Regions from separate parts of the Homo sapiens genome. Here regions 1 and 2 are each linked to region 3. The links are chromatin contacts, found by Hi-C or POLR2A ChIA-PET in ENCODE. All regions are on one chromosome and are shown on one strand. The core of a region is the stretch at or near the end of the contact, and the rest is flanking DNA. Distances in the headings are between cores, read along the strand shown. Region 1 holds the start of MEAK7 (MTOR associated protein MEAK7). Region 2 holds the start of GAN (gigaxonin). Region 3 overlaps CDH13 (cadherin 13).

Evidence for each region. Hi-C counts contacts between places; a loop is a spot of excess contacts on that map. ChIA-PET counts read pairs that join two places held with the same protein, here RNA polymerase II (POLR2A). Pooled maps may share reads with other maps.
Region 1: a pooled map shows a loop between it and region 3 (7-fold over the local background). The contact joins the promoter of MEAK7 here to the enhancer-like site in region 3. A Hi-C loop is called at or near these places in 1 of 37 single-sample maps with no recorded cell type and 5 of 50 pooled maps. POLR2A ChIA-PET finds 5 or more read pairs at or near these places in 2 of 52 experiments (OCI-LY7 and activated naive CD4-positive, alpha-beta T cell).
Region 2: a loop to region 3 is called in a map of CD4-positive, alpha-beta memory T cell, with 8 times the contacts of the local background. The contact joins the promoter of GAN here to the enhancer-like site in region 3. A Hi-C loop is called at or near these places in 2 of 168 maps with a recorded cell type or tissue (CD4-positive, alpha-beta memory T cell and naive thymus-derived CD4-positive, alpha-beta T cell), 1 of 37 single-sample maps with no recorded cell type and 10 of 50 pooled maps.

What each region holds. Positions count from the first base shown.
Region 1 is chr16:84,501,660-84,505,917 of GRCh38, forward strand. MEAK7 (MTOR associated protein MEAK7) reads right to left here and starts at 3,000. Exons shown (of 8, transcript NM_020947.4): 1 at 2,942-3,000. It overlaps LOC124903736 (a long non-coding RNA gene), which reads left to right and starts at 3,143. Exons shown (of 2, transcript XR_007065149.1): 1 at 3,143-3,276. RefSeq lists enhancers at 2,410-2,910, 3,031-3,978, 3,341-3,460 and a silencer at 2,741-2,790.
Region 2 is chr16:81,313,203-81,317,402 of GRCh38, forward strand. GAN (gigaxonin) reads left to right here and starts at 1,760. Exons shown (of 11, transcript NM_022041.4): 1 at 1,760-2,078. The coding sequence starts at 1,912. RefSeq lists an enhancer at 1,597-1,796 and silencers at 1,807-2,146, 2,287-2,346, 2,367-2,636.
Region 3 is chr16:82,653,869-82,657,741 of GRCh38, forward strand. All of the region lies in intron 1 of CDH13 (cadherin 13), which reads left to right. Among named protein-coding and RNA genes, the nearest start is that of CDH13, 29 kb to the left of the region's middle. RefSeq lists enhancers at 1-811, 1-231, 53-262, 313-362, 603-652 and silencers at 1,556-1,850, 1,785-1,834. Within about 2 kb of position 1,688, at least 14 of the 41 ENCODE cell types and tissues checked have a DNase peak (open chromatin) inside an H3K27ac peak, as active enhancers do.

The DNA.
Region 1 (4,258 bases), core at 1,750-4,249, 1.8 Mb after region 3:
GAGGTTGCATGGGAGGCCCCAGTAGGAACCCCAGGGCTGGTGCCAGTGAGGTGGGAAGGTGGGCAGCCCCTAAGAACACAGCGCTGTCCACAGCACTGCCATTCTTAGTACCTGCAGAGTGCTGGTGAAGGGACACGTCTCAGAACGGCTCAAGGACAGCCCGTCTCCTTTGAGAGCCCCGTGCCAGGCAAGATAAAGAAATGGCAATGGTGTGGTGGCTCACGCCTGTAATCCCAGCACTTTGGGAGGCCGAGGCGGGTGGATCTCCTGAGGTCGGGAGTTCGAGACTAGCTGGACCAACATGGAGAAACCCTGTCTCTACTAAAAATACAAAATTAACCGGGTGTGGTGGTGCATGCCTGTAATCCCAGCTACTTGAGAGGCTGAGGCAGGAGAATTGCTTGAACCCAGGGGGCGGAGGTTGCAATGAGCCAAGATCATGCCATTGCACTCCAGCCTGGGCAACAAGAGTGAAACTCGGTCTCAAAAAAAAAAAAGACAATGCACGCTGGTGCTGGTGCTGACAGCGCACATCAAGGTTGCTTGTACCAGTGGAGCTCGACTGGAGCAGTTTCGTCCCCCAGGGGCATTTGGCAATGACTGGAAAAGTGTGTGGTTGCCACAACTGGGGGAGGGGAGTGCCGTTGGCATCTAGCAGGCAGAGGCCAGGGATACTGCTAAAAATCCTACAGTGCACAGGATGGCCTTACGACGAGGAAGTGTCCGTCCCAGACATCGGTAGGGCTGAAGGTGAGAAAACCTGGCTTCTGAGGATGTAGGGCAGCGGAACAAAATGGAAGCGGAACTTGATACAAGGGAACCCACAGAAGTCTCGAGGCCAATGTAGGGTTGTGTTATGCACAGCTTTGCAGAGAAGAGGCCACCCCATGTACCCAGGTGTACTGTGAAAGTCCCATGACACCGAGAAAACTTGCCAGGGACTGAAAGCTTTCCATCATCAAGCCTATAATCCCAGAACTTTGGGAGGATCATTTGAGGCCAGGAGTTTGAGACCAGCCTGGGCAACATAGTGAGACTTCGTCTCTGCCAAAAATACAAACCTCAGCCGGGTGTGGTGGCGTGTGACTATAGTTCCAGCTATTCAGGAGGCTGAGGTGGGAAGATCGCTTGAACCAGGAGGCAGAGGTCGCAGTGAGCCAAGATCACAACAGTGCACTCCAGCCTGGGTGACAGAGCAAGACTCTGTCTCATAAAAACACAAACAAAAGTTCCAGCAGCCCATAATAAGTGACCAAGATGTTTTGCTTGACCAGACTTTAGTCAGGCTCCTGGGCCCATCTGTGTACCTCTTTGTAAAATCTGGTTTTAGCAAAACAAAAAACAAACAAACAAAAAAACCCACAAAACCACTCATCCTTGATATTTGATCACCATTATCTGTTCACTTGCTATCTAACCAGGTTTAATGCTTAGGTTAGGGATATCCAATCTTTCAGTTTCCCTGGGCCACACTGGAAGAACTGTCTTGGGCCACACATAAAACCCACTAACAATAACTGATAAGTGCATATATCTACATATATGGTAAAAAAAAAATCTCATGTTTTAAGAAAGCTTATGAATTTGTGTTGGATGTCATTCAAAGCCGCCTTAGGCCACATATGGCCCACGGGTTGGACGAGCTTGCCCTAGGTGATGTCTGATCACCCTGGCCTGCCTTCAGTAACAAACTGCTAGGTAAGCTTACCCAGAATCCACCCTAGCGCCCTGATGTTTCCTCAGTCATCTTCCATCCACTGATCCCCACCCTGCTTCCTGGCTTCCCACTTGCCCATGCTATAATCAGAGTTGAGCCCAATCTCTCTCCTTTACTACAAAATCCCATTGCTGTGGTCCCTATACCCATTGCAATGGTCTTCAATAATTAATGTGCTTTTAATAAGCATCATTAATTAATTTCTTTAACATAAGGTTGAGAAGATTAAATAAGGTAACCCAGGGCATTTGATCTGCTTACTGGAGGTCAGAGACAGAATAATGGGCCCAAGACAACAGAGAATGGCTCCTTGGGATCTTGTCTTAGAACAAGAGAAACTGCCCTGCTTGGAAGAAACGGAAGGTTGCTCTGCCTCCGTGATGGAGGGGTGGACAGGGACCGATTGTCTGCAGGATGGCCCCCAAGGTTCCCACTAGTATCCTAGGAATGGCTTAGTCACCTCCTGCTCAGAGCTTCTCCAACAGGCTGTTACATGGCTGCTTCCCACCCTGGCTGCCAAGCTCCAACTCTCTACTCCAAGGGCCCCGCATCCCTAGAGCCACACAAGGGTCCCTCCGTACCCCCACAAGCTGGGGAGATTCCAACTGCCTCATCTGGACAGGCTTCGAAGTCCTGTCTGTGTCTCAGAGCCCAGAGGCCCTTGTGCGAAGGGGCAGCTTGAGCCTGGGCAAGAAGTTCCTGTGGGCCAGAAGGTGACCTGTCCTGTGCTGGCCACCTACATGGCCTGGGAACAGTTATCAGCTCACTGTCCTGGAAAAGCCCAGATGGGTGTGGTCAGAATACAAGAAGGAAAACCCCCTCCACACACACTTCAGTGTCTACCCCAGACTCGCCTCCTCCGTGGAGGCACCCCTCCCTTTCCGCGTCTACACAGGCTCTGAATCCCCCTTCAACACGGCTGGCCTTGGCCCTGGGGGAAGCACCTCGCCACCCTCTTACCTTGACCACATAAACAGCGGGAGGTGCAGGATGATTCTGATCCCCCCCAGGAGACCCTCCCTCCATCCCGCCCCGCTGTCCCCACCCCTCACCTCCCCGCAGCCTTCACCTCTCCCTCCCCCGACCCGAGGGCCTGAAGAGGCGTGGGAGGCCAGGGAGGGGCAGGGCCCAGGCCTACTCTGGACCCGTCTGCTCCAGTCCCCCGACTCAGCTGGGCCTGCGCCTCTGGGTCAGCTCACTGCGAACCTCAGCCCAGGTACCTACCCTGCCGGGCTTCCTGGTGCTGTCCGGTCCGGTCCAGCAGCCCACGGGCTCCTCTCGAGAGCCGCCCCTTCCCTGTTGCCAGGCAACATTGCTGAGGGGCAGTCATTTGGTCCAATCGTGGAAGCGGAGGTGTGGGGCGGAACCCAAGAGAGGAGTCAGCCAATGGTGACGCGCCTCACAGGGAGTGAGCCGAACCCGGTGGGTGCGGCTCGGGGCGGGGCCGCGGTCTGCGGGAGGAGCGGCTGCAGGCCCGGGAATCCGGCCCGGCTGCGTGCGTACCAAGGAGGCGCCTGGAGAGGGCGGCCAATGACTCAGGCCAGGCCAGGCCAGCAGTGGTACCTGGGGAGAAGGGGTGTCTGGGCTGGGCGCTGGAGCGGAGTAGCCAGGGTGTGGGAGATCCTGGGGGAGAGGCTGAGCTTGGGGGTGAAGACACCCGGGGGAGGAGAGTGGCCCATGTGGAGCCCATGCAGAGGCCTCTGCAGTGCAGCCTCCTGGGCCCCAGGCAACTCTCCCCTGACTCCCCGGCCTGCTGGTCCTGGCCTAGAGCCTCGGGTCCGCCTCCCCTCGGGCCTCCCTCTGCCAGCTGCCCCTGCCTCGCTCTTCCCTGGCACCAGGTCCTTCCCGGCAGCCATCAGGCGCCAGCTCCACAGCCTGGCTAAACAGACTCCCTCCACCCCACGTGCGCCTCTTCAGCCGGTTCCCGTTCACTCCAAGACGTCTGAACCTGTCACCCCACTTCTTCAGCTCGTTCCTTCTCAAACCCACCGAAACCTGGTCCCGGGGGCCTGCTCACTACATCCGAGGTGCGCTTTGGGTCCTCGCAGGCAGCATTTGGCGCTTGGTGATCGTGCTCTCATCAGACCTCTCTCTTGGGCACCCCGGCGCCCATTCCTGGCCCTGGCTCGCTCGCTGTCCCTGGTGGTCTTCCCTGGGCCCTTCTGGCTTCTGCCCTGGAGTTTCTCGACTTCTCCCTACTCTCTCCACCCCACGCATCCTCCCTGGGGTCCACCTTCCTGCAGATTCAGCTCCCGCATGTCCATGGTACCAGTTCTCTCCCCTGCACGGCCTGCTGGTTTTCCAGCCTGGAAAACCGTGACTTCGCCCGCCAACGTCCGCTTGAGTTGGTCTCGAACTCCTGACCTCAGGTGATCTGCCTGCCTCGGCCTCCCACAGTGCTAGAATTGTAGGGGTTAGCCACTGCACCCGGCTGGTCACCTCTTATTCTTTAAGCTGGAACAAAAATAGAAGGCTTTCTGCCTGAGGGCAGCAGGCCTGGCTGGTGACAGTGCACAAGGTAGGGCCCCTCACCAAGACATT
Region 2 (4,200 bases), core at 510-3,009, 1.3 Mb before region 3:
ACATGCCTGTAGTCCCAGCTACTTGGGAGGCTGAGGCAGGAGAACCACTTGAACCCGGGAGGCGGAGGTTGCAGTGAACAGAGATTGCACAACTGCACTCCAGCCTGGGCAATAGAGGGAGACTCCATCTCAAAAAAAAAAAAGAAAGAAGAAAATATTTTTCAACATCCACAAAAATATAGAAACAGTACAATGAATCTCCACATCCCCATTAAACATCCACAACAATATAGAGACAGTACAACGAATCTCCACATCCCCATTACGTGGCTTTAACAATTAGTAACTTGCGGCCACTTTTGACTCATCTACACTCCCATCTGCTTCCCCATCCCTTTGTTTTGTTTTGAAGCAAATCCTAGACATCTTTATCATTGCATCCGGGAACACTGAGCTGCATTTACAGAAGAAAGTGGAAATGCATGTGTCTTCCACAGCCGTACCCTCCCCATCTATTCTGCCCTGAAAACAGTTAGATACTCGGATTCCTGCCAGTGACTCCAAAGCCTTGGCTGGTTCAGGGTAAATACCCAAGACTTTATTGGAGCCTTTCAGTTGGTTGAAGGACAGTGAAAATTCCATCCTGTCTTGCCTGGAATGCTAGCCACATTCTTCTGGTCCGGAGTCCTCATACAATTGCTAATTTTTTAGAGGCTTATGGAGTCCCTAACGTTTGCACAAAATGGTTGCTACATTCCACACTCCCATGTGCCCTGAGCAACCTCCAGGGAAACTTCAGATACCGTGGGGCTTGGCCTGCCAGCTGAGCTGACCCAGCGATCCTTTCTATCACAGCTTTGATCTTCACTGGGTTGGGAGCCTGTCTGAATCTAAACATCTGCCTCTCTACTGCCCACCCCTTCAGCATTTCCTAGCTCTCCCTGAAAGGTGCAAACATGCATGCAGTTACTCAAACAGAATATTTATCCTTAACTCCCTCTCCCTCACAATTTCTTTTAAAACAATCCACTATTGTCTACCCCCGCCCCCGCATCACCCTTTCATCCAGGTGCCCATTCCCTTCTCTCTAGTCCTGCAATACCTAAGCATCGATCTGCCTTTAGCACATCCATCCCCGCCTTATTCTCCACGCAGGAGCTGAGTGACCTGCACAAAATCCCCTGCTAAATACGGTACTTCCATGGTTCTTCACCACTGCAGAAACCAAACTCCTTCCCACACCAAGGAGGCCCTGCAAAATTTAAGGCCTCCTTCGGACTTCTCCAGCTTCATCTGCTACATCTCCTTCCTAGCCCGCAACCAAAACCATCTTTTCCGGGTCTGTTTTCTCGGGTTTTTGTCCTCTCACCTGGGCAGCTCCTTTTCTCTCATAAATAAAGAAAGCTACAGCGACTTCGCCCTTGCTTCCATGCATCATCTCATGAGTCCACAACAACACTAAGAATTCGCTTTCATTTTGCAGACGGAGAAACTGAGGATGGGCACCTTACCCATGGCCACAGAGCTAGTAAGTGGAACAGCTGCAACCAGGATTCAAACTCGCGGCTCCAGAGGCCACAGGCTTAACCACGGAATCCTAGCCCGCCCGCACATCCCTCCATCGCGGGAGCGACCTATCTCATCCGTAGACACCTTCCGCTGCACCCAGCCGCAGCTGGTCAGGCGGGCGGAGGAAGGAGGCTTCTGATTGGCCATCTCCAGCAGCGGAGGCGAGAAGGCGGGGAGCGACGGTGCGGGGGCGTCGCGGAGAAATGACTTCATGACGCGGCTTCTTAAAGGCGCCGGCCCAGCGCGCCGCGGATAGCACAGGCACGTCCCGGGGGCTCCAGCTTCTGCTCAGAGCGCGGAGAGCCGGGCCGGGCGGGCGCGCGCGCAGGACTCGGGCCGCTCGAGGGGTCCGGCCGGACGGTGTCGGGAGCCGGACCCGTCGGCAGAGGAGCGGGCGCCGCGATGGCTGAGGGCAGTGCCGTGTCTGACCCTCAGCACGCCGCGCGTCTGCTGCGAGCGCTCAGCTCTTTCCGCGAGGAGTCTCGCTTCTGCGACGCGCACCTGGTCCTCGACGGGGAGGAGATCCCGGTGCAGAAGAACATCCTGGCGGCGGCCAGCCCGTACATCAGGTGGGGAGGGGGCTACGGCGGGCGGGCGCGGCGGTGCTGCCCGGAGCCGGAGGCGGGGCGGCCGGGCCGGGCGTGGCCCCCAGACCCTGTCCCCTGTCCCCGGCGCCGGGGTCCCCGCGTCACCGTTGGCGCGGCGTCCCTCCCGGCAAGCGCCGGAACCCGGCCCCGCTGACCGCGTCCCCCAGGCGGCCTCTGTGGCTTCCAGGCCCGCGCTCCCCACTGGACCCCCGCGCCCCTTGGAGTTGTCCCCGGACCCGGGCCGCGATCCCCCGCCTTGTCCCTCCCGGTTCCCACCGCCGCGGCGAGCGCCCGACCTCGGAGACCCTGAGGCCCCCAGACGCCGTCCTGGGCCGGCCGGGACCCGCACCTGCGGGCTGGGCGAGGCCGCGCCGGGGAAGAGTCACCCCCTCGCCCAGGCCGGGCCCGCGGTCCCCGCTGAAGTTCGCCAGTCGCTCGCCTCTGAATCCACGCGCGGGGGCTGGGCCGGCGCCGCCAACCAGGCGGGGAGCGCCCTGCCCGCTGGGAGGCCAGACAGACAGCGCCTCGCTGGGTGCAGGCAGAGAAAACCCTCTCGATGTTCTCCTTGGGTTGGTAGTCCGAACCTCCGGGCGAAATTCTCCTTGCCAAACGTGTCTTTTCCGCTCCATTCTGGTAACTGTTTAAAAGAGGAGTTACACGTTGAAGTAAACTGTAGCGAATTCTCAGGATGCTGTTACAACCCGAGGACCGTGAGAGCCTTGCGACAAAGGGCATTTTAATACTTTAGTAAAGCAAAGCTTAACCTGATTTGCCAACTCAACTAACCAGGTTAATTAAAAGGTTGATAAGACAGTGCTTATACAAGTGTATCAGATCTTGCAGGAGACTATCTTTTCTTTTAGCAACCTTCTTGCAAACTAGGTTGCTGTTTTAATAAAAGGAAAGGGGGGAATGCTAAAAACTGGAGAAACTGACCAGTAAGCTGGTTAAATATAAGCTAGTGGTAGAGAATATCACTACAATTGACAGGTCAGAAAAAGCAAAATGATGTGTATTCTTAGCGCTTTGTCCCAGCAAAACCACCACGCACGCTACACTTTTAACCTTTGCATTGGGGAGATATCTGTGCTAAACTTAGAAGAAATTCAAGTGCCCTTGTAACTTCTGGTTTCTCTTGGATTTGTTTTGTGAATCCATTTGCGCTCTTTGGCGGTGGGGAGTGTGGAGGGGTGGGGGGGCGGGGCGGCAGTAGGGTCTGGGGTAGCATCGTTAGTACAGAATTTGGATTGCTAATGTGACAGACAGCTTCTAGCTGGCAGTTCCGAGGTTTGAGCAACCCATCCCAAATTGGAGTCAGCAGACCAAAGTCTTCCCTGTTTGGGAAAATGCTGAAGAAAACTACTTTAGATGCATTATTGTTATAGTTCTTTAAATGGCATCCGTTTGGCTTAAAAGAAGTAAATTGCAAATTGCCGAATCCTTGCTTGTTATCCTTGTTCGTTTTTCTCCATAGCACTTACCACTTTGACGTACCCCATATTTTACACATTTACTTTGGTGGTCTTTCCCAACCACAGTGTGACCTCAATGAGGTCGTGGTGTTTTGTTTTGTTTTTCGAGACTGAGTTTCACTCTTTAGCCCAGGCTAGAGTGCAGTGGCGTGATCTCGGCCCACTGCAACCTCCGCCTTCCAGTTTCAAGCGATTCTCCTGCCTCAGCCTCCCGAGTAGCTGGGATTACAAACGCCCGCCACCACGCCCGGATAATTTTTGTATTTTTAGTAGAGTCGGGGTTTTACCATGTTGGCCAGGCTGGTCTCGAACTCCTCACCTCGTGATCCGCCCACCTCGGCCTCCCAAAGTGCTGGGATTACAGGCGTGAGCCGTGGCACCCGGCGGTGTTTTCTTTTATTCACTGCTTTACTCTTTGCACCCAGAAAGAACTGTGCCTATCAGTTAATGTATTGAATGAATGACTGCCTTTCTTTCTACCACAGCAAATGTGTACATTAGAAAATTGGCACCATCACATTTTCATAGTACACAGACGCTCAGTTATACCTAATTGAGAAACGCACTGGATTCAGAGTTTGAAGACCCGCTTTGTGCTTCCAGCTTTTACTCATATTAGCTGTGAGTTGCTG
Region 3 (3,873 bases), core at 438-2,937:
ACATTCAAGGCCCTGAGAGAGAAGAGAAGGGGACAGATACCACAGAGATCATGAGATATAGCACAACAGATAAGACTTGCTAATTAACTGTACGGGGTTACAGGGAGGGACAGGGAGAAATCAGGTTTCTTCCAGCCCAGCTTCTGGTTGGAATCACTCAGGCAGAGACACATGGGCCTGAGAGAGGATTCCCCTTATGACATAAAGCCGCAAAAATTCTCATTAGTCATTGCAAAAACATCTATTTCCGGCCTACACTGCACCAGCCAGTGGGGGAGGTCCTGAGAGATAGAGAAAGGATGAATTCTTGCCCTTAGAGAGTCACCTAGAGATTCTGGGGAGACAGCAGGTCCGAGTCTCTCTGCCTGAAACCTCTGGACAGTGTCTTTGGCTGACACTTACATGGTGGTCTTGGTTTCTTATTCAAGGTCGGTTTCCCAACTCTCATAGCATCAGCTTTAGGGCATCCCCAAATCTCTTGCAGAAGAGATGGTTCTTTCCCCTTGAGTTGTTTTGAGCCAAGCATATAACATTGTGTGAATGTTTGAAAACTTCTCTTGGTTCTCAGAATGCAATTCTGACAGTGCTGAAGGCTGCCAATTAAATGAAGATTTAGATAAAGGCTGTGTGGGAGGTGGAATGCAATATTCTTAAACCTAATAATGGCTTCCTTCTGTCTTTTTGAAGCTCTCAAATAATCCTGATTGACTGACTCTCTGCTTTGGGCATTCCCATTTTCTGGACAATTTAATACCATTTAAAATGTTTGACAACTTTTATTTGGGGGCAGACATCCTTAGGGGATGGGGCCGTGGGCAAAGATACAAATGCTGTACCATCAAAGGAACCATGGATTTAAATAAGGATTTTTTTTTTTTTCATATTCAGAAGAGGTGGGTACAGAAAGGATGAGGGCAGCTTCTCAGGTTATAGTATTAACCACGTGAAGCAGCTAACAAAGGTATGTGCCTGGCCTTGTGCTAAAGGCTTTCCTCGTATCAGTTCTTTCATCCCTCCCAACACTACTGAGGTAGATGGAGTGACTAGATCCATTATACAGGCAAAGTAGCTGAGGCCCACAGCCATAGCAAATAAACTGTGGAGCTGGTGGTCCCAGATTTCATGCTTTTAGTCATTCTCTTGGCTCTGGGGTACAGGTAAGCTTCCAGAACTGGAGGATGGAGTCCAAAAGAAACTCAAGATAATTTCCCTGCCTTTCCCATTGTATCAGGGGATTCATCTGTTCATACATTCATTCATTTTCCCAACACATTTACTGAATGCCCGCAAGCACCAGGAAAATAGCAATGGGCACAACCAGGTTCCTATCTTCATGGAGCTATTGCTTTATTGGCAGAGGCAAACAGTAAAGAAAATTCATTAGTAATCAGTGTTGCAATCAATGAGCCGGTCAATCAAGCACCATAAAAGGGTAAAGTGTGACGAAGGTGCTCCTTGTGATAGGGGTTGGGGGTGAGGGGAGGTGTCCTGGAGAGGAGACATTTCAACTGAGATCTCTCTGAAGTAGATGAGATGGCCATGTGGATCTCAAAAGGAAAGTGTATGCCAGGAAGAGCAAAAAGCAAGTGCAAAGTCCTAAAGCAGGAAATAGTGAGGCTACCGCAGTGTCGGGTCCAAGAGTAGGAGATGAGATCAGGGAGGCAGATTAGGCTGCAGGGAGGGTGTGCGTGTGATGCTGAGAGTGATGGGAAACCACTGGTGGGGTTGGGGGAGGGCAAGGCAGTGACATCATTTGTTTTTATGTGCAGCAGAGGAAGCCAAAGCAATTCAGAAGAAGCCTACAGAAGCTTACCTCCTCCACAGGCTATTTTTTTCTTGTTTACATTTGTTAATTTTACATATATATTAACTCAGTCCTCACAACCACCAAATGAAATAGGCATTGCCCTTATTATCATTCTTTCCCATTTTAACAATGGGGAAACTGAAGCTTAGAGTAGGCAAGGTCGCCCAGATAGGAAGCAATGCCTTCGGGTCATGGCTCACTACTCAAGTGCCTGAAATTTCAGCTAGCCTTTAGTGGGCACCTGCTATGTGCCAGGATCTGTATGAGGTTTGGCACCACCTAGACAGCCCCTTGAACCAGTGGCATGTCTCAGGACAGTGTGAGAGACAGAAACTTCAGCTGAGAGTTACCGTGCAAGGCAGAAAATGCTGGTCTAGCAAAAGGAACTCTGATTTCGATTTGGAAGTACAGAGAAAGAGCATCTGCCTTGGACAGAGTTATCAGTGAAAAGATGACATATGAGCTGAGACTGAAAATCATGTTGAAGATAGTCAAACAAAAGCTGGCAGTGTGGGAGTGGGGGCTTCAAGCAGAGAATCAGTGGTTCAAAGGCACAGGGTAGAAGGAGAATGGCAGCTGGCTCAGTGTGGCTGGAGAAAGAGGCTGGAGTGCACCTGGTTGCATTTGAATGGTGTGCGTGTGTGTGTGTGTGTGTGTGTGTTAATGATGGTGATGAGATGAGGGGCTAGAGAGGAAGACAGGTTGGCACCTGGTAGCATTTTTTAAAAAGCAAGTAAACCTTATTTTTTAGAGCAGGTTTAAGTTCACAGCAAAATTTGGTGGAAGGTACAGAAGTTTCCCAAGTACCTCCTATCCCCACAAATGCACAGCCTTGTCCCACTATCAACATCCCACATCAGAATGGTACATTTGTTACAGTCAATGACTCTACATTGACACATCATTATCACTCAAAGTTCACAGTTTACATGAGGGTTCACTCTTGGTGCTGTACGGTGTATGGTGGATACATGACAAATGTGTAAATTCATGTATCCACCATTATGATATCACACAGAATAGTTGTACAGCCCTAAAATACTTGCTCTGCCTATTTGCCTACCCACTCCCTTCTCCCTAACCCCTGGCAATCCACCGATCTTTCTTCTATTTCCATAGCTTTGCCTTTCCCAGAATGTCATATGGTTGGAATAATATAGTATGTAGCCTTTTCAAATTAGCTTCCTTCACTTGGTAACATGCATTGAAGTTTCCTCCATGTTTTCTTATGGTTTGGTAGCTCTTTTTTTTTTTTTTTTTTAGCATTGAATAATATTTCATTGTCTGGATGTATCACAGTTTATCCATTGACCTACTTAAGGATATCTTGGTTGCTTCTAAGTTTTGGTGATTACAAATAAAGCTGCTATAAACATTTGTGTTTCCTCATATAGATCTTGTATATATACAGTAGTTCCCCAGTTTTCATGGGGAATAAGTTCCCAGACACCCAATGGATGCCTGAAACTATGGATTGTACCAAGCCCTACATACATTATGTTTTTTTCCTGTACATACCTGTGATAAAGTTTAATTTATAAATGAGGCACAGTAAGAGATGAACAACAATTGCTCCATAAAATGGAACAATTATGACAATATGTTGTAATAAAAGTTACATGCATGTGGGCTGTCTCTCTCAAAATCTGTTGTAGCGCACTCACCCTTCTCTTTTAATCTGTCAGTCTGATAACCAAGATGGTTACTGAGTGACTAATGGATGATGGGTAAGATAGACAGGATGGATACACTGAAGAAAATGATAATTCACATTCCCGGCAGGATGGAGTGGGATGACAGAAGATTTCATCATGCAACTCAGAACAGCATGTAATTTAAAACTTATGAATTATTTTTGGAATTTTTCTATTTAATATTTTCAGACTGTGATTGACCACAGTTGAGTAAAACTGTAGAAAGCAAACCTTGGAGAAAGAGAGACTACTGTATTTTGTACATTTCATGTACACAGTTTGCTAGATTTATATGTAAATATTCCAATTTGGGGAGGGTAATGTAAATTGTATTGTGTTTTAAATTCCTGATTTCATTCATTCATTGCTGGT